Linked DNA regions of Mus musculus: region 2 is linked to region 1. Evidence: chromatin loops called from intact Hi-C (ENCODE). Cell type or tissue: left cerebral cortex. All regions are shown on one strand. Each heading gives the region's core, and the rest is flanking DNA. Links, peaks and the distances in the headings are about the cores only.

Evidence for each region. Peaks named below come from ENCODE experiments on the same cell type or tissue, not always from the same donor. Only the 100,000 strongest peaks of a DNase experiment are listed, where the experiment ranks them.
Region 2: a loop joins it to region 1, with 3 times the contacts of the local background. A loop is called at or near these places in 16 of 42 quality-filtered maps.

Annotation. Positions count from the first base shown.
Region 1 is chr10:12,918,221-12,926,948 of GRCm38, reverse strand. B230208H11Rik (RIKEN cDNA B230208H11 gene) reads left to right here and starts at 3,822. Exons shown (of 3, transcript NR_038028.1): 1 at 3,822-4,375; 2 at 5,232-5,340. It overlaps n-TLtaa3 (a tRNA gene), which reads left to right and starts at 4,296; the gene lies at 4,296-4,378. In left cerebral cortex, for the core only: CTCF peaks have their summits at 4,107, 5,301 (motif pointing left) and 7,416; DNase peaks (open chromatin) are centred at 4,285, 5,036 and 7,469; H3K4me3 peaks cover 2,147 bases; H3K27ac peaks cover 785 bases.
Region 2 is chr10:12,686,896-12,695,623 of GRCm38, reverse strand. It overlaps Utrn (utrophin), which reads left to right. Exons shown (of 74, transcript NM_011682.4): 25 at 2,090-2,260; 26 at 4,715-4,894; 27 at 7,197-7,331. Among named protein-coding and RNA genes, the nearest start is that of Utrn, 170 kb to the left of the region's middle. In left cerebral cortex, for the core only: a CTCF peak has its summit at 4,795 (motif pointing left); a DNase peak (open chromatin) is centred at 4,810.

The DNA.
Region 1 (8,728 bases), core at 269-8,268:
CAGGTGCTGGGAATTGAACCCACATCCTCTGGAAGAGCAGCCGGTACCACTGAGCCATCTTTCCAGCCCCTCTGACTAAGCTTTGGTGGATATAGAGAGCATAGTAAAAGCCATATTTGGGGAGCTTGGGAGGCAGTAGCAGGAAAAGCTCTGTAAATTAAAGGCCAGCCTGCTCTACATAGAGAGTTGCAGGCTAGCCTGACCTACATAGTGACACCCCAATTTAAAAAACAAAAGAAAAAGACACATGAAGAAGATTCTAGAGAAAGCTAAGGGTAGGTAGGCTTAGAAAGTACAAGTGATCAATTCACTCATGAGTTTGAAAATAAATGGAAAAGGAAAGTTGAATATTAGGGACTCACCATGATTAACATTGCTAAATCTATCTGTGGATAAAGAACGCATGCCTATGAATGTGTATCAGTGATAGAGAAATGCATTGATCATCCACAGCCATGTAAGAAATAATGCAAACATACAATCACAAAAGCTGGTTTTCATTCACAGTTCTTGGGGGTTGGGGAACAGGGCCTTAGCTGGGTGATTCCTGCTCAGGGTCACTCACCAGTTGCAGTCAAAGTTTTGGCTAGAGCCATGGCCATCTGAAGATTGTACTGAGCTGGAGAAATCTATCCAAGCTCACTCATGGAAATCTTGGGTTCTGGGGTAGAGGGTGGGAGGTGGGAGGTGGGAGGTGGGAGCTGAGAAGTGGGAGCTGGAAAGTGGGAGGTAGGAGCTGGGAGGTAGGAGGTAGAAGCTGGGGGCTTGGAGCTTCAGGTCCTCACTATGGGAGCCTCTATAGAGTTATTCATGACAGAGCAGCTGGCTTCCTTCACAGAGAATGATCTGAAAGCAAGCCACCAATGATTAGCTGGGTGCATGCCTCTATCTGCTTAATTCTATTATTTAAAAATGAATCCATGCAGCCAGTCCAGGCTCACAGGGGATAGGAAGTAAGCCCTATCTATTGACGGGGGGAATATCAACACATTCATAGCCTGGACATGACTAGACATGCCAGTGTAACCTATCATCCTAACAACAGGGAGGCTGAGACAGGAGGGTGAGAGGCCAACCTGGGCTATGGAGTAAGACTGTCCAAAAAGCACTCAAGGGTATTTTTTATTTACAAGACAGGATTTCTTTGTGTAGCCCTGACTGTCCTAGAACTAGCCCTTGAACTCAGAGATCCATCTGCCTCTGCCTCCCCAGTGTGGGAATTAAAGGCATAAACCACCACCTCCTGGCTAGGGGCAAAACCATTTTAAAGCAATCTGTACAGCATATCATAGCTTAACTAAACACATATGCATTGTGAAGATAATTTATCATGAAACTTTCCTTTAAGAATCATGCCCAAATAGCTTCTTAACCTGACAGTCATTACGTTATAAAATCTAGTTAATGTATGGGCTAACACTGTTGGCTATAGCAAGTGCCATTATGAAAGGGTTTCCATGTTTCCTTCAAACACTAAAGCGAGTGTTTTTTTATGCCTTGAGATTGTTAGCCTCACTTGAACACCCTTTCCCTGTGCTTGGGTAATTTCTCATACTTGAGGACACCATCGTAAAACAAACACTAGAACTTTTGCTTCCTGGACTCCCTTGCAGCTACTTACTAGGGATAAGACTTTTGTTCTCACAGAAGATGTAGATATGGAAAACAGCGTCTTCCCCCAGGAGCAGCATCTTCCCCCAGAAGATTCCCAGTGAAGGTGGAAGACATATCTCATAATACTCTCAGTGCTTCATCACAATGCTCCGAGATTGTCAGCCTCAGATCTGCTTCGCTTCAGCATACAAACTTAAGCATTGCCAAACAATAGTGATTTTTATTATGTCCACAGATACTGAAAATCAAGAGTTTAAAAAAAAATGTATGGGGGCTGGAGAGACAGCTCAGAGGTAAAAAGTACTAGCTGCTCCTCTGGAGGTCCTGAGTTCAATTCCCAGCAACCACATGATAGTTCATAACCATCTATATCAAAATCTGGTGCCTCCTTCTTCTGGCATGCAGACAGAACACTTTACATAGTAAATAAATACATCTTTTTTTCTTTTTTTAATGTATAGTGAGGCCAGGTGGGTTTCTTTTCTATGGCCTCTGGGCACTTAGAGGATTTAGTGGCTTTGGGTGAGGGGATGTCACTTGAGGATCTGGGACTGGAATCTGAAGACTTAAACACAGTCATTAGCAGCACCTGATGGTTGAAGGCTGTTGGCTAAATAACTGCAGGTAGCTCCATGAGCTCCTCATATCACAGAACACTATATGGGGTGTGAATGACTGTTACGGTACTCCTTATCACAATATGATATGCTCCATCGATGACTGACTGACATCTCTTCCCAAGGAACCCAAGGATTACTTGCAACTCTGATTAAAAACTAACTTGTGTTCCAGACCCATCCCTGAACTGAGGCCAGAAAACGGAAATGCAATCGTCTAGAGCACCAGAAAGAATATTTCTGAGAAGAACCCTCCGGTGCAAAGCTGGGTTGGTGGAGAAGTTCTGCAGCCCCGGGCAACAGCAGCAGTGCAGGCAGGGGGCTTCCTTTAGTTGAGCAAGTCTGCAAGAGATCTCTATGGCCTCATTCAAAATGAGGATAGGAACGCCTACATTACAGTTATTAAGAAAATTAACCGAGCCCCTGAAGAGTGGTACTCACTCTAAGCCTTTAACCCTGACATTTAGGAGGCAGAGACAGACAGGTCTCTGTGAGTTTAAGGACAGCCTGGTCTATATAGAGAGTTCCAGGACAGCCAGAGCTACATAGTGAGACCCTATCTCAAAAAAAAAAAAAAAAAAAAATCAAGCTAGACAAAACTGTGTGTAGGGAGCTTAGAGCAATGCTTGGGTTATAGAGTGCACATGTTCTCATGTTCTCATTTGCATTTAACACCCATTGCGTGCAGCTTCAGGCCTCTCTCTGATCACCTGGTGAGGTAATCACCCCATGTTACTGACCCCATGTTACATTCCACAGGCTGCCTCCAGACTCTAGCACAGTGTCCGCACAGAGAACAAGGCCTGAGGACCTAGGCTCTCTGGTGTACTTCTCTGAGTGCTTACCCTGGATGCCCTAAAGGTACTATTGAGGAACATGGTCAGGCAAAGGTCAGTGGAGTTCCCGCCATTGGGAGATAGACAGGAGCTGTCTGGATGCTAGAGTAGAGTTCCTTCGTAAGGAGTCCGGTCAGACTTAACCAGGACTCAAGAGAACCAAAAGCTGGGTGTTCCCTGGGGGTCACAGAGCTGTGAGAGATGGTAGAGCAGTTGGATCATTACAGTGAAACTGAGAAAATGTTTGAGGGAGCCACTGGGAGGTCTGAAACAGTGGGGCACTTTGTGAAACAGTGCATCCTAGGTTTACAGTCAAAGACTGAAGCCACCAGACCTGTATAAACCAAACATGGGGGTGGGTTAGGGGAGAGGGACAAGGTGGGACAGCCAGAGCAAGGCTCAGCCACCAGCTCCCTGCCTGCAGCTGCAGAAACACCTAGCCTGAACCCTGGGGTAGAGCCAAGGTTTTGAGGAACAGCCGAAGTAATGCAAATAAACCGCTGTACCCTAAATTGCTTTTTGTTGTGGGTGTTTTGTCCCAACAACAAAAGGGGAGCTAAAACAGGAGACAAGTTAAAACAAGAGTTTGCCCTCTAGGGGAGCTGTAGGGGTGGCAGGAATCCAGGAGGTCTTGACCCTGCATTTGAAGCAGAGCAAAGGGGACAGTGTCTACACAACCAGGGAGGGGGTGGGGGATTGGGCCACACTGCCCTGACCACACAGCTTTCTCCGGAACCTCCTCTTTCTCCGGAACCTCCTTCCGGCATGTGGTAACACTGGCGAGGAAGGAAAGCCGCGCGCGCACAGGTGCCGGGCCCCGGGAACCTATTCGATTTAGAAGAAACACACTGATGGTTGCCCTGCGGACCCGTGCCTACACCGCCCGAGGGACCCCTCCCACCTCCGCTCCGGAGCCCAGAAGTTAGCTGTGGAGTTTGTTTGTCGCGCCCGCGCACCTACAGTGAGCAAGGAGAGCCGGCGCCCGCCGGCCCAGAGCTCTGTCCCGCTCTCTGCTCCTGCAGTTCCTTCGCTGCCGCCGAGATCTCGGGGCGACAGTGAGCGGCGGCGGCGGCGGCGGCGCGAAACCCCGGCGGCAGTCTCCGAGTCTCTGTAGCCGGGTCGGGAAAGCGCCGCGCAGCCTGCGCAGAAGCATCCTCGAGTAACTGGGGAAAATGAGGACGGTATTGTGAGCTTTGTAGGAACAGCAAAGAGAAGAGAGCACGCCTGCACCAGGATGGCCGAGTGGTTAAGGCGTTGGACTTAAGATCCAATGGACATATGTCTGCGTGGGTTCGAACCCCACTCCTGGTAAAGTTGCTGTTTTGTTCCTTGCCGCGGTCTGTCAGTTGTTTTTAGGTCCAGAGCTTTTGGAAATTTAGAAGTCTTATTTCAGTTGAAAGAAATGTTCTTTAATCCTTAATAGGGCGCTGCTACAAGGCAGCCCAATTTCCCGCAGTGAAGCGACCGTGTCTCCAGGAACCGACCTGAGCCAGGCGGGAAGAGGCTCCCCGGAGAGGTCTGGTATTGGCTAACTTTTTGCAAAAGTACTTTTGCACAGAAGAAAAAAGAAAAAAAAAAAAAAAAAAAAAACAAGTCCGCTTTTGCCTTTCCTCTGTCCGCTCCCCACCCCCTTCTTTTTTCTTCCTTTCCCTTTGTTTTCTTTCTTTCCTTTCTTTTCATTTCCCCCCCCCTCAAAGTTTAACGTGTTCACATGCAGTCTTTCAAAAATGTACCATTTGACCATGAAGACCCAGAATTTGAAATATTTTCGATTTTTATCTTCTCCTATTTTCTTTGGGTTTTTTTGTTTTGGTTTGGTTTGGTTTGGTTTGGTTTTTGGTTTCTCGAGACAGGGTTTCTCCGTGTAGCCCTGGCTGTCCTGGAACTCACTTTGTAGGCCAGGCTGGCCTCGAACTCTCAGAAATCCTCCTGCCTCTACCTCCCAAGTGCTGGGATTAAAGGCGTGTGCCACCCTATTCTCTCCAAAAGTGTTTTTTATCAAAGCAGTCCAAGATCTTAAACACATTTTGTAGGCGTGGCTCAAGGAACTCCCCAGCCTTTTGAATAAGTTGAGACACTGATTAAATAAACCCCTCTCTACAATCATAAAACCTCGGAAACGTTGGTTATTACCATTGATCATTTATTTTCACGTGTTCCTCAGGTCCATTCAGTTATCTGGAGTCGTAGAAAAATATTTTTCGAAAAACTCGGAACTCTGTGGGAAATGATATCAGCATATTTAAATTGTGACACCTACTGGTAAACTTGAGGTAAGTTTGTTTGAATAAACCTTATCTTTTTTTTTTGTTTTTTAATAACTGTCTTAAGTTACAGACAGGAAGTTGACTTTTCCTCCAAATCTTTTAATCTTTATTTATTTATTTAAAAAAGATCTTCCATTAAGCAGAATAACTCATCACTGAAATAATTTTCATGAGCATTGTTTTAACTGTATGATGAAACCCTTCTTTGGCGTCAATAATCTTTGTTTCAGTTACGCATTTTCCTTTCAAATGCTGAAGACAGCTATGAAGTTAGGGGGATATGTATATGTATGTGTGTATGTGTGTATGCATGTATGCGTGTGTGTTTGTTTGCATGAGCCATCAATGTTAAACAGACATCGTGGTCAGTTGGAAGACTCCTACACCAGAAGCGTTCTCAGTCCTCAGCGGTCAGTTGGGGCTTGGGGGTTTTGATTAGCTTTTTGGTCTTTCACTTTTATTCATTTATTTTAGTGTGTATGCGCGGTTGTCTGTAAGTACACCACATGGGTGCCTGCTGTGCGGTCAGGAGGAAGCTACAGGTGCCCTGGAACTGGGGTTGGTTTACAATCTGCCACGTGGGCTCCAGGAACCAAACCCAGGTCCTCTGTAAGAACAGCAAGTGCTCTTAGCTGCTGAGCCACCTCCTCAGCTCCATCCAGGCTGCTGTTTATCTTTAGGTAGAGTTTTAATTAGTCGATAAACACCTCAAATGCATGCAATGTACTTCAGGCGTGTGCTAATGATTCAAAGGAAGTAAAATTTAATGCCTCGGGTTCTTAAAAGTTTATTAGTATATTCATAGCACAAAATGATGTATTTCATAGTGACATTTTCAAACCTGTGTATCCCGTGGTTTGCTTGTATGCAGCCTGTTGCTCTGTGATGCTCGACCCACCCTTGTGCTCAAATCCTTTACTCTTCCCATGTACTGCCATCTACGTTCAAGTTTTATAGATATCCATTTCCAAAGCAGATTCCACAGGAGAGAGAATCTGTGGTATATGTCTTTGTGAACTGTCTTGTTTCCGTTAACATGATCTCCAGTTTCATCTTTCTTCTGAAAATGGCCTAAGTTTGTTCTGAGATATGGCAGAACAAAAACCCGATTGTGCAGGTACACTGAGTTTTCTCTATTCACTCAGCCACTGTTCAGTGCCTGGGCTGACCTCTTTCCTTGGCAGCGGGGGTGCAGCTTTAAACATGCCTGCATATGTGTCTGTGCACACAGATCTTTGCGGTTGCTGTCTTAGGTTTCTTTGGTAAACACCCAGGAGTAGTATACTATATGGTAGGTCTATTTTTAGGGGTGTGTGTGTGTGTGTGTGTGTGTGTGTGTGTGTGTGTGTTTTGAGACAGGGTCTCTCTCTATGTCCTGGATAGACTGGAATTCACTATATAGACCATTCTGGCCTTGAACTCACAGAGATCTGCCTGCATCTGCCTCCCAAGTGTTAACATTAAAGACATGGGGTCACTACTATGCACAGCTTTTGGAAGGAGGAGATTTATTTTAATTGATTTTGTTTTGTTTTGTTGGTTTGAGGTTTTGTTTTATTCTGTTTTGTTTGTTTGTTTGGTTTGGTTTGGTTTGGTATGGTTTTTTTGCGTGTGTGATTTCTTAATGGTAGCCTTTCTGACTAAGATGAAATGGAATCTCGAGATAGTTTAATAGTAAGGATGACACCAAAGGAGGTAGAGAACATGCATCTATTCATATCTGTACAATTAGGCACAGGACTATTTTAGGGGTGTGCGTGTGAACCAATCTGGCTTAAGCTTAATTTCCATGAACAGTGCTTCTAGACCTAGAACAGAGTGATGGCTGTTTCACCATTTGAACGAATGATACAAATGAATGCCTTTAATTAAGTGCATAAGCTTCTAATTAAACACTTGGGAGGCAAAGGCAGGTGAATCTCTGACAGTGTGAGACCAACCTGGTCTACATAACACATTTTAGGCAAGCAAGGGCTAGTTAATGAGGCCCCAGTGAAAGGAAGGAGGGGAGGAAGGAAGGGAGGGAGGGAGGAAGGAAGGAAGGAAGGAAGGACATAGTTAAAACTGAATCCTAGGCGATAGGGGTCAGTATTGCACACAGACTAAAGTCCACATAGAGACATAGGAAGTGGCCTGCCAGTGTGAGCAGACTGCCCGGGGCAGTAATGGTCTGGGACACAGGAAGTGAGTCAGGCCAGGGCAGCACTGGCTGCTCTGTCAGCCCTCTCAGCCCAGGGCCCGCCCTGGGTGCTCACCAGTGTGAACTGGGACCTAAGCCTAACAGTGAGCGCCTCTAGAATGTTACGTGCACTCTCTGAACACTGAATAAATGAATGGCCCCCAAATCCCCTGGACATAGTTCACCCCTGATTCTGTTCATTGTATCCTCATCTGGAGGATGTGGTAGAAATGTGCCACAAATAAATTTTAATCAGGTTTGGTAGACACACAGACACACAAATGACTGCTGTATTAAGAAACACAGCGAGGGGCTGGAGAGATGCTCAGTGGTCAAGAGCACCAGCTGTTCTTTCAGAGGACCTAGGTTCAATTCCCAGCTGCTCACAATTGTCTACAACTCTAGTTCCAAGGGATCTGGCGCCTTCATACATATTCACATGTATGCAAAATACCAATGCACATAAAAATTAAAAAAAAAAAATGATAGCCTGGGCCTAGTGGAAATCTGTAATCCCAGCACTCAGGAGCCTGAGTTACATAGTAGATTCCAGGCCAGCCAGGCTACAGTAATGCCTGTCTCAAACAAGGAAAGTAAAACAGCAATAGCTACAGCTACAGCTACAGCAACATCAGCTACAGAAAGAGTTGATATTTGCTTCTTGGGGCTTGAGAGATTGCTCAGTGGTTAAGAGCTAGTTCTTCTAGAAGACACAGGTTCAATTCCCAGCACTCACTTAGTGGCTCACAACTGACACTCAAGTGCATGTACCTGAATGTAGATTCTCTCTCTCTCTCTCTCTCTCTCTCTCTCTCTCTCTCTCTCTCTCTCTCTCGTGCGCTACAGCTACAGCTACAGCTATAGTTATAGCTACTACAACAGCTATAGCTACAGCAACATCAGCTACAGAAAGAGTTGATATTTGCCTCAGGGGCTGGAGAGATGGCTCAGCAGTTAAGAGCACTGACTGCTCTTCCGAAGGTCCTGAATGAGATCTGATACCTTCTTCTGATGTCTCTAAAGACAGCTACAGTGAACTTAAGATATAATAATAAATAAATCTTTAGGCCAGAGCCTGCGGAGCCAACCGGAGCAAGCAGAGGTCCTGAACTCAAATTCCCAGCAATCACATGATGGCTCACAACCACATGTGTACTCATATACATTATAAATAAATAAATAAATATTTACCAAAAAATAGTAAGAGCAATTAAA
Region 2 (8,728 bases), core at 356-8,355, 230 kb after region 1:
CCCTTCAGCTCTTGCTGAAGACCCAGGTTCCATTTCCAGCACCCACATTGGCAACATACAACAGTCTGGAACTCCATTTCCAGGTGACCTTGATTTGCCCGCTTCTGGCCTTTGTGGTTAGGTGAGGAGCTCTGAAAATATTCCCAGACTCCTCTGAAGTACTTCACAAAGTTACACAGTCTGTACACAGACTGTGTACAGGCAAAATATCCCTACACACAAAATAAAAATAAGTAAACACAGGCCATGTCAAACTAAAATGTACAGAAATGTGTCTCATGTATGCTACCATGACAGAATTTAACACTGTCCTAAAATACCAAGTCTATAGTTATGATCTTGTGGATTTTATTTTCAACTTTTCTATGGATCCACTAAAATGATAATATTTATTGTTGTTCAGGAAATGTAAACCAAGAGTCTACATTTATGTGACTACATTGCATTTTACCCCCCCCCACACACACACACACTATGCCATAGTTTTATCAAGAGCTGCTTAAAGTGTTGAGCAAGGGAGAGGAGCACTGTGTGCTATTGTGGCTTCTCCTAGAAGAGTCACACCCTAGCTTGCGGGGTGGGCATGGAAAGAAAAGTTCCTTGTCTATTTTTAGGCCTGTGCTCCTGTTTGGAGGGAGGGAACAGGAAAGCCACTAACCATTCCTTAACCCACATTCCTGTGAGCCCATCCTGTTCCTGGCCTGGCCTCCGGTTTCTGTCAGCTCTGGCCTCCACTCAGACATGTAATTTGAGCAGGCTACTGGACGTGTCAGGGGAAGGTTGGACGATTCCTGTGTGACACGATCATCTCTTTCAGCCGAAGTGCATTTGTGGTTAGGTGAGGAGCTCTGAAAATATTCCCAGACTCCTCTGAAGTACTTCATAAAGTTACTGAGCCAGATTCAGACAGATAGCTATTTTCAAATATATGTTCTACTTCCTCCTCCTCCTCCTCCTCCTCCTCCTCCTCCTCCTCCTTCTTCTTCTTCTCTCCTTCTCTCCTTCTCCTCCCCCTCCTTTTTCTTTTACAAAACACTTTACTTATGTGCCTTGGTGTTTTGTCTGTCTGTATGTCTGTGTATGTAGAGTGTTGGATTTTCTTGAACTTGAACTGGAGTTACAGTTACAGAGGAGTTGTGAGCCATCATGTGGGGACTGGGAATTGAACCTGCATCCTCGGGAAGAGCAGCAAGTGCTCTTAACCACTGAGCCATCTCTCCAACGTCTATCTTCTACTTTCTGTTTTTTTTTTTTTAAGATTTATGTATGTGAGTACACTGTAACTGTACAGATGGTTGTGAGCCACCATGTGGTTGTTGGGATTTGAACTCAGGTCCTTCGGAAGAGCAGTCAGTGCTCTTAACCACTGAGCCATCTCTCCAGTCCTACCTTCTACTTTCTAACCAACATTTTATAGGGTAATGCCTTGTGGACATCTTTTGTAATAGTTCTTTTCATCCTCAGTTTTTTCCCCTTATTTTTAAGAACATTTTTTTGAGAACAGGTCTTCTTCTGTAGAGCAGGCTAGCCCTGGATTTACAGAGACACACCTGCTTCTGCCTTCCAAGGGCTGATATTACAAGAATGTGTGACTGTGCCCAACTCCAGGCTCAGTTTAGAATGTGAGGCCACACCATGGGAATTCTGCTTCCTGTTTTATTTTTTATATAATAGACAGTGTTACAATTAAATTACTTGATGTTCATACCTTTATCGCTATAGGTGAAGCTCCTTAATGTGGAATTAAAAGGTCAGAAACCTAGTTAGTTTCTGCTGCTTACCTTTCACAGTGTTGGGAGTACAGTGCAGGCTGCCAGGGAGAAAAAACACCAGCTGTGAACCCTATTTTCAGAGTTATATTAGATATCTTCTAGTTAGGTTCATGTCTAAAATGTTGTATAGAAGTCATTATATTTTCATCCTTTCTTACATTACACAGCACCAGCACAGGATGCTTTAAAAGTTTTATTTAAATGTTAAAAAATAAGACTGGAAATCTATTGCAGTGCCTTTAAATATTAAAGGGTAGAACTTGGCATTTAACGTATTAAAATTTATTTATTGAGTGGAATTGGCGTTTCCTTCCTAGATTGCTATTCAAAAAAGCAGGCTGTCAGATAGTCAAGAAAAAGCCCTGAACTTGAAAAAGGATTTGGCTGAGATGCAGGAGTGGATGGCACAGGCTGAAGAGGACTACCTGGAGAGGGACTTCGAGTACAAATCTCCAGAAGAACTCGAGAGTGCGGTGGAGGAAATGAAGGTAAGGCCTTCCTCCCGACTGCCCTCTTCACACTAGTTAGTCTGTTGGTCTTTCACCTATCACACTGCACAGAACCCTATGGACAAGTCTGCTCTCAGTAGGAGTGAGTGATGAGCAGCTGTGGTAATCTTAGTTGGGAAAGAGGCTGATGCCAGTCCACTGGTTCAAGTCCACCCCAGAGTAGATCGATTCTGGGAAGTCCCTGTGGATAGTCATGGAGGTTTCTGTCTCGAAGAAGGGTTGTGAGGAGAAACTCATTTTTCTTTTATTATTGCAATAAACACATATAATATAAATTTTTTTTTTACCCTTTTAGCAGTTTCTTGGTGTATATTTTATGGTGTTAATTCTAGTCATGGTACCGTGTGACTTCTATCACTGTTTCCAGGAAGTGTAAGTTTTGGTAAGGAGCAAAGGAGACTTGGAGGTTATTCTAGTTCTAATGGGTTTCATTCTAGTCATTCGTGGGGGCCCAGGGAACCCCAGAATGTCTTTGGAGCAGGAGGCAAAGGCTACATTCAAGTCAGTATTGGGAGTACATGGGAACCCCAGAACATCCCAGGAGCAGGAGGTAGGAGATATAGAGTCAGTAATGAGGGCACATAGGAACCCCACAATGTCCTTGAGCAGAAATCTTGGCGTATACAGAGAAGATAAGGTGAAGATAAGTTGGAGTTACAAGCTGTGGTTCCAGAAACATCTATTCCTGTGTCAGTAGTTGTCCTTGTATAAGGAAAGAACTGGGCCTCAGACCCACATTTGCCTCCACTATCCTTCTAGCATGAGGGCGTGATTCTGTCTTTAAGAGTCATCCTTCTTGTCAGGTGGTGGTGGTGGTGGGGATACAGCTTTAACCCCAGTACTTCAGAGGCAGGGGCAGAGGGGCAGAGGGGCAGAGGGGCAGAGGGGCAGAGGGGCAGAGGGGCAGAGGGGCAGAGGGGCAGAGGTAGGTGGATCTCTGTGTTTGAGGCTAGTCAGTCTACAGAGCAAGTTTCAGAGCAGCCAGGGCTACACGGAGAAATCCTGTCCTTAAAAAAAAAATTAAAAAAAAAAAGTACACTTCTCTTTGTAAAAGATCAAGTAACATGGTATATTGTTAACTAGTAGTTATACTACCAATTAAGTTGGTTAACTCAACTAGTAGTATAACTAAGGCAAACTTTTCTGTGCAGGTAGTTTTTAAAAAGATTCTATGTGACATTCATGCATGCTATCTTGAGTCAGTAGATATGAAAAGAGACTTATTTAATCTGTGTCGGGGATCAATATATATATAATTTTCTTTTTTCTAAAATTTTTTTTATTAGGTATTTTCCTCATTTACATTTCCAATGCTATCCCAAAAGTCCCCCATACCCTCCTCCCTCACTCCCCTACCCACCCACTCCCACCTCCCGGCCCTGGCGGTCCCCTGCACTGAGGTACATAAAGTTTGCACGACCAATGGGCCTCTCTTTCCACTGATGGCCGGCTAGGCCATCTTCTGCTATATATGCAGCTAGAGACACTAGCTTCGGGGGTACTGGTCATGTAGCTCTTTTTGAAAAGTTTTAAAACTATTTTTAGTACTGAAAATATTTAAAAGTAGATTACTATGTAAAGAATGGCTAACTCATTTATCACTCACACTTTTGGAGCTGCAGTTTGCTGCTGATTTTAAAAGTCATTGTAGTTGACAGTGAAGAAAAATGAGATTACAATCCCTGATTGGGCAACACTCTATTTATTTTTATTCTTTAAAACAGCCATTAGGAATTTAAAAGCCACTACACTTAATTACTTTTTCCCTCACCCTGGGAGAGCTGAAATCCATTAAGCAATAAAGCAAGCTAAAGGGGGGAGTGAAAGACGGCTGCAGGTAGGTTTTCCTGCATGTGAGACTGAGCACCTTGGGCACCGAGAGAAAGCCAGGAAGCAGCTATTTCTGGATCAGGTTGTCCAGAGGAGCTTCTTCATCTTCATTATTGGAAGGATGGATGGACCCATGGTCAAGGAGGAAAATGTTTTTACAAGGATTTGTGGGCCATTTTAATAGATGCCTCTGCCACAGTGTCCTGCCATTTTGGGGGGTGTTTATTTATTTCAATTTAATGTGTTCAGACCTCCAGTGGTCATTTAAAATGAGTTCATTTAGATTCCTACCCTGAGTCCAGAATTTAAAAATATATCTTGCCAGTAGACACTATTTAGGATAACTTGCCTCTAAACTCTGGTGGTATTAAAAAGAAACTGTTGTGGGCTCGGGGAATTGGAAACTAGAAGAGTAAGTGAGATTTTATTTTTAGCATTCTTCTTTCAAAAAACTCAGGTTACAGAATTTTTTAAATAGTGTTCTACTGAGGCATATAGAATCATTTAGTTGTTTTGATATTGGATTAATCATTATTATTATTTTTTAAAGAAAGATATTAGTCACAGAGAGCCATGTTTCAAATTGCTCCTTTCTTGGGACAGAGGGCAAAAGAGGAGGTGCTGCAGAAGGAGGTGAGGGTGAAAATTCTGAAGGACAGCATCAAGCTGGTGGCTGCCAAGGTGCCCTCTGGTGGCCAGGAGTTGACGTCGGAATTCAACGAGGTGCTGGAGAGCTACCAGCTTCTGTGCAATAGAATTCGAGGGAAGTGCCACACACTGGAGGTAAGAGCTTGTTTGCCCCAGGGCTACCATCCTGAGATCCCAGCTCTGCTGTGTGGATTTCCCTGTCTTATTTAAAAAAAAGAAGAAGAAGAAGAAAGAAAGCGCCATTACTTTGTCAAACATTGGATTATAAAAGTAATTTTTATGGACCAAGTAGATAAAAAAATAGAGAGATTTTTGTTTGTTTTGTGTTAAAAGGAGACCAAGATCTGCCTGCATTTCTCAGGAGGTTCAATGGTGATAATTGATCCCCGCAGGTTTGTGTGCTCACTAGTGTTCTCAGGTTACCATAAGAATCCAGACAGCTCTCTTTTACCTGGCTGACTGTTATTTTATTTTTATTTTGAGTCGTGTCTAATATTTACTGGAGGGGAAAAAGAATTTCAGTATGTAGAGATTTCATTGCATTTTTAGGTGGAGAATCTCACTGCCTATCAGACTGAAGACCTAGATTATTCTGTGGGATTATTTTAATAAAGTGCTTTCTCATCTTCATGGTTAAAAAAAAACTGGTCAAAAGTCTTAAGAAGCGTTTTGAGTTATTCAAATTTAAATGAAACACACCCTACAATAAGCAATTACATTCTGGTGAGTTCTGATAATGCCGAGGGAAGATTTAAACTGAGTTTACTCATTGTACTTCTTGTAAGATCTGAGCAGATTTTTCGGCCTGCTTCTTGTAAGATTAATGGGAGAAGGGGACTAGAAATCTCTTTCTTCTTTTGCTCTGAACCAAGAGTCAACAAATTATGGTAGAGGCCTCAGGTATAAATTGTGTAGTTTGAGCTAGGCAATGGTGTTCTATGCCTTTAATCCCAGCACCCTGAAGGGAGAAGCATCTCTGAGCCCAAGGCCAGCCTGGCCTACACCTGAGGTCTGGAACAGCCAGGGCCACATAGAGAAACCCTGCCCTGAAAAAAAAAGTTGGTTTTTTTTGGGGGGGGGGTAGGTTTGGTTAAGAGTGGTATTTCTAAAGGATTGAACATGGTGTAAACACCTATACACCAAAGATGAAGCTGTGACAAACTATGGATGTCACCCCTAAAGTCTGAAATACCTTCTCTGTGCCTCTCGAGAAATACCGGCTGAGCCCTGTTCTGGCGAGCAGAGCTGATGTGGGGAATGGATGGGACTGTGCCCTACCTTGGTAGAGAAGACAGATGCAGGGGATTTTGTGCAGAGCTCTAATCTTAGCAGTCAGATAAGATCCTCTCTTGTTCTGGAGCAAGGGGATAGAAGGCTCTAAATGCATGCCTTCCTCGGCTTCTCTCCTACTTCGGAACTCTGAGTAGGGAGAACACAGGACTACCTGGCTCCTGTTTTGGTAAAATGGGCCCATCCTCTTATGTGTCTATCTTTACTCACTTGGAAAGAAGTCCAGATGGCTACAGAGACATCTGCTCCCATCAGTCATCTAGGAACTGGAATTGGATATGTCCTAGGAGATTTAAGTTTCTATAAAAAAATATCCTGAATGGTTTTTACCTTTTGCTCTTTCTGGGGGTGTTGCTGTTGTTGTTGTTGTTGGTGGTGTTGTTGTTGTTGTTGTTGTTGTTGTTGTTGGTGTTGGTGTTGGTGTTGTTGGTGTTGTTGTTGTTGTTGTTGGTGTTGGTAGTGGTGGTGGTGGTGGTGTTGTTGGTGTTGGTGTTGTTGTTGTTGTTGGTGGTGGTGGTGTTGGTGTTGTTGTTGTTGTTGTTGTTGTTGGTGGTGGTGGTGTTGGTAGTGGTGGTGGTGTTGGTGGTGGTGGTGGTGGTGTTGGTGGTGTTGGTAGTGGTGGTGGTGGTGGTGGTGGTGTTGTTGTTGGTGTTGGTGTTGGTGTTGGTGTTGGTGTTGGTGTTGGTGTTGGTGGTGTTGGTGGTGGTGGTGGTGGTGGTACTGGGGATTGGACTTAGGGCCTTTGTCAGGCAAGTACAGGTTGTAGCCACTGAGCTAAATCTCCGGCTCTAACATTTTCTTTAAAACAAACAAACAAACAAACAAACAAACAGAAAATGTATTTCTCTGCTGTTTTTTTCCCCTATTAATTATTCAGGTTTGTTTTTTTTTTTAACATTTAGCCAGGTCCTTGGAACTCATTTTACTGAAAACCGAGGCAGCTTCTTTTCCATTTTTCCTTCTCCTTCCATCTTAATTGCTCCTATTTTATTGAAGATTTAGTTTTGCCTCATTTATTTGATATTCTAGCTTCGCTGGTTTCTGGATTCCTGTATATTACTCACTGAAATGGAGTTCTTATTGATCGAAGGGATGACGTATGGTTATGGCTTCTCTTCCGTGTTAATTTTCCCTTCACATTTGTTAGGAGGTCTGGTCTTGCTGGGTGGAGCTGCTTCACTATCTGGACCTGGAGACCACGTGGTTGAACACCTTGGAGGAGCGCGTGAGGAGCACGGAGGCCCTGCCTGAGAGGGCAGAAGCTGTTCATGAAGCTCTGGAGGTTGGCACCTGATGTCTGAGCCACAGTTATTTTCACTGTGAATGGGAAAGATGTCTGTCTGTCTGTCTGTCTGTCTGTCTGTCTGTCTATCCATCCATCCGTGCATACAATAGGATGTGTGTTGAGGTCAGAGCACAATTTGTAAAAGTTATTTTCCCCCTTGCAACATAGATCCCAGGGATCAAATCCAGGTCGTTAGGGTTTGTGGCAAGCTCCTTTTGACCCACTGAGCCATCTCACCGGCCCCTGGGAACTCTTTATAATCAGTTTTGTAAGGCAGGAGCTACATGAGTGCATGTTAGACACAGCGATAGTCACTAGTAGGGTCCAGTTCTTTTCACCATTCTCTGAACAAACCCTGTTTTGTTTCTTTGCACTTATGACTATGGCATGAACCATGCTTCAGGTGGCTTCTTCATCATTCTCAGATGTAAAAAGTTAAAGCAGGCTGCTATGTGCATTCGTGAAGGCAGGGGCTCCCACAGTGGGGCTGGATGACAAGGCTGGGCTTCAGGCTCCTGGGGCCAAGAAATATCCCGAAGGCTTCCTCGTTCTGTAGTTTCGAGCCCAGGAGTACACACGATACTGTGGTAATTACTTCAGAAACGAATTACAGTGTAACCAAAGAGGTTTCACTTGTACAGGAGTAGTAGGGAAATTTGGGGATCCGATGAACAGCAGAATGGGAAGTCAGAGAGCTATTCCCAGGGGGTGGGGGTGAATGGGGCTCCATTCCTGAAGATGGATGCCGTGCAGGGAGAGAATTGTCACTTCTCAAACACAGCAGAGTAGAGGATGCATAGACAGCATGGAAACCACTACATGCCCATTGAACAAACAGCAAGCATGCTTTTCTCATAGGGCATAAATATACATTCTAGAAATCCAGACAATGGAGAAAAGGAAAAGAAGGCTCCATGATAAACACTTTAATACATTCTGTGTTCTCTTCTCTTCTCTCTTCTCTCTCCCTCACTCCCTTTCTTTCTTTCAGGTTTATTTATATATATATGAGTACACTGTTGCTTTCTTCAGACACACCAGAAGAAAGCATCAGATCCCACTACAGGTGGTTGTGAGCCGCCATGTGGTTGCTGGGATTTGAACTCAGGACCTTTGGAAGAGCAGTCAGTGCTCTTACCCGCTGAGCCATCTCTCCAGCCCCCTGTATTTTTTCTTTATTATCAGCATTCCTTTTGTGCATGTATACTGCAGGGCAGTAAATGCAGTCAAAGGGCTCCTAGTCCTAAGAGCTTCGGAAAGAGTTTGGAGCCTTAGGATTTTTGTTTGTTTGTTTGTGTTTTGTTTTTGTTTTTTTTTAATTGACTCTCTTTTGTCAAATTGAACTTTATGGCTTTCAGATTTCCCATCTGTAGAATGGGAGTAGTATTTCATGC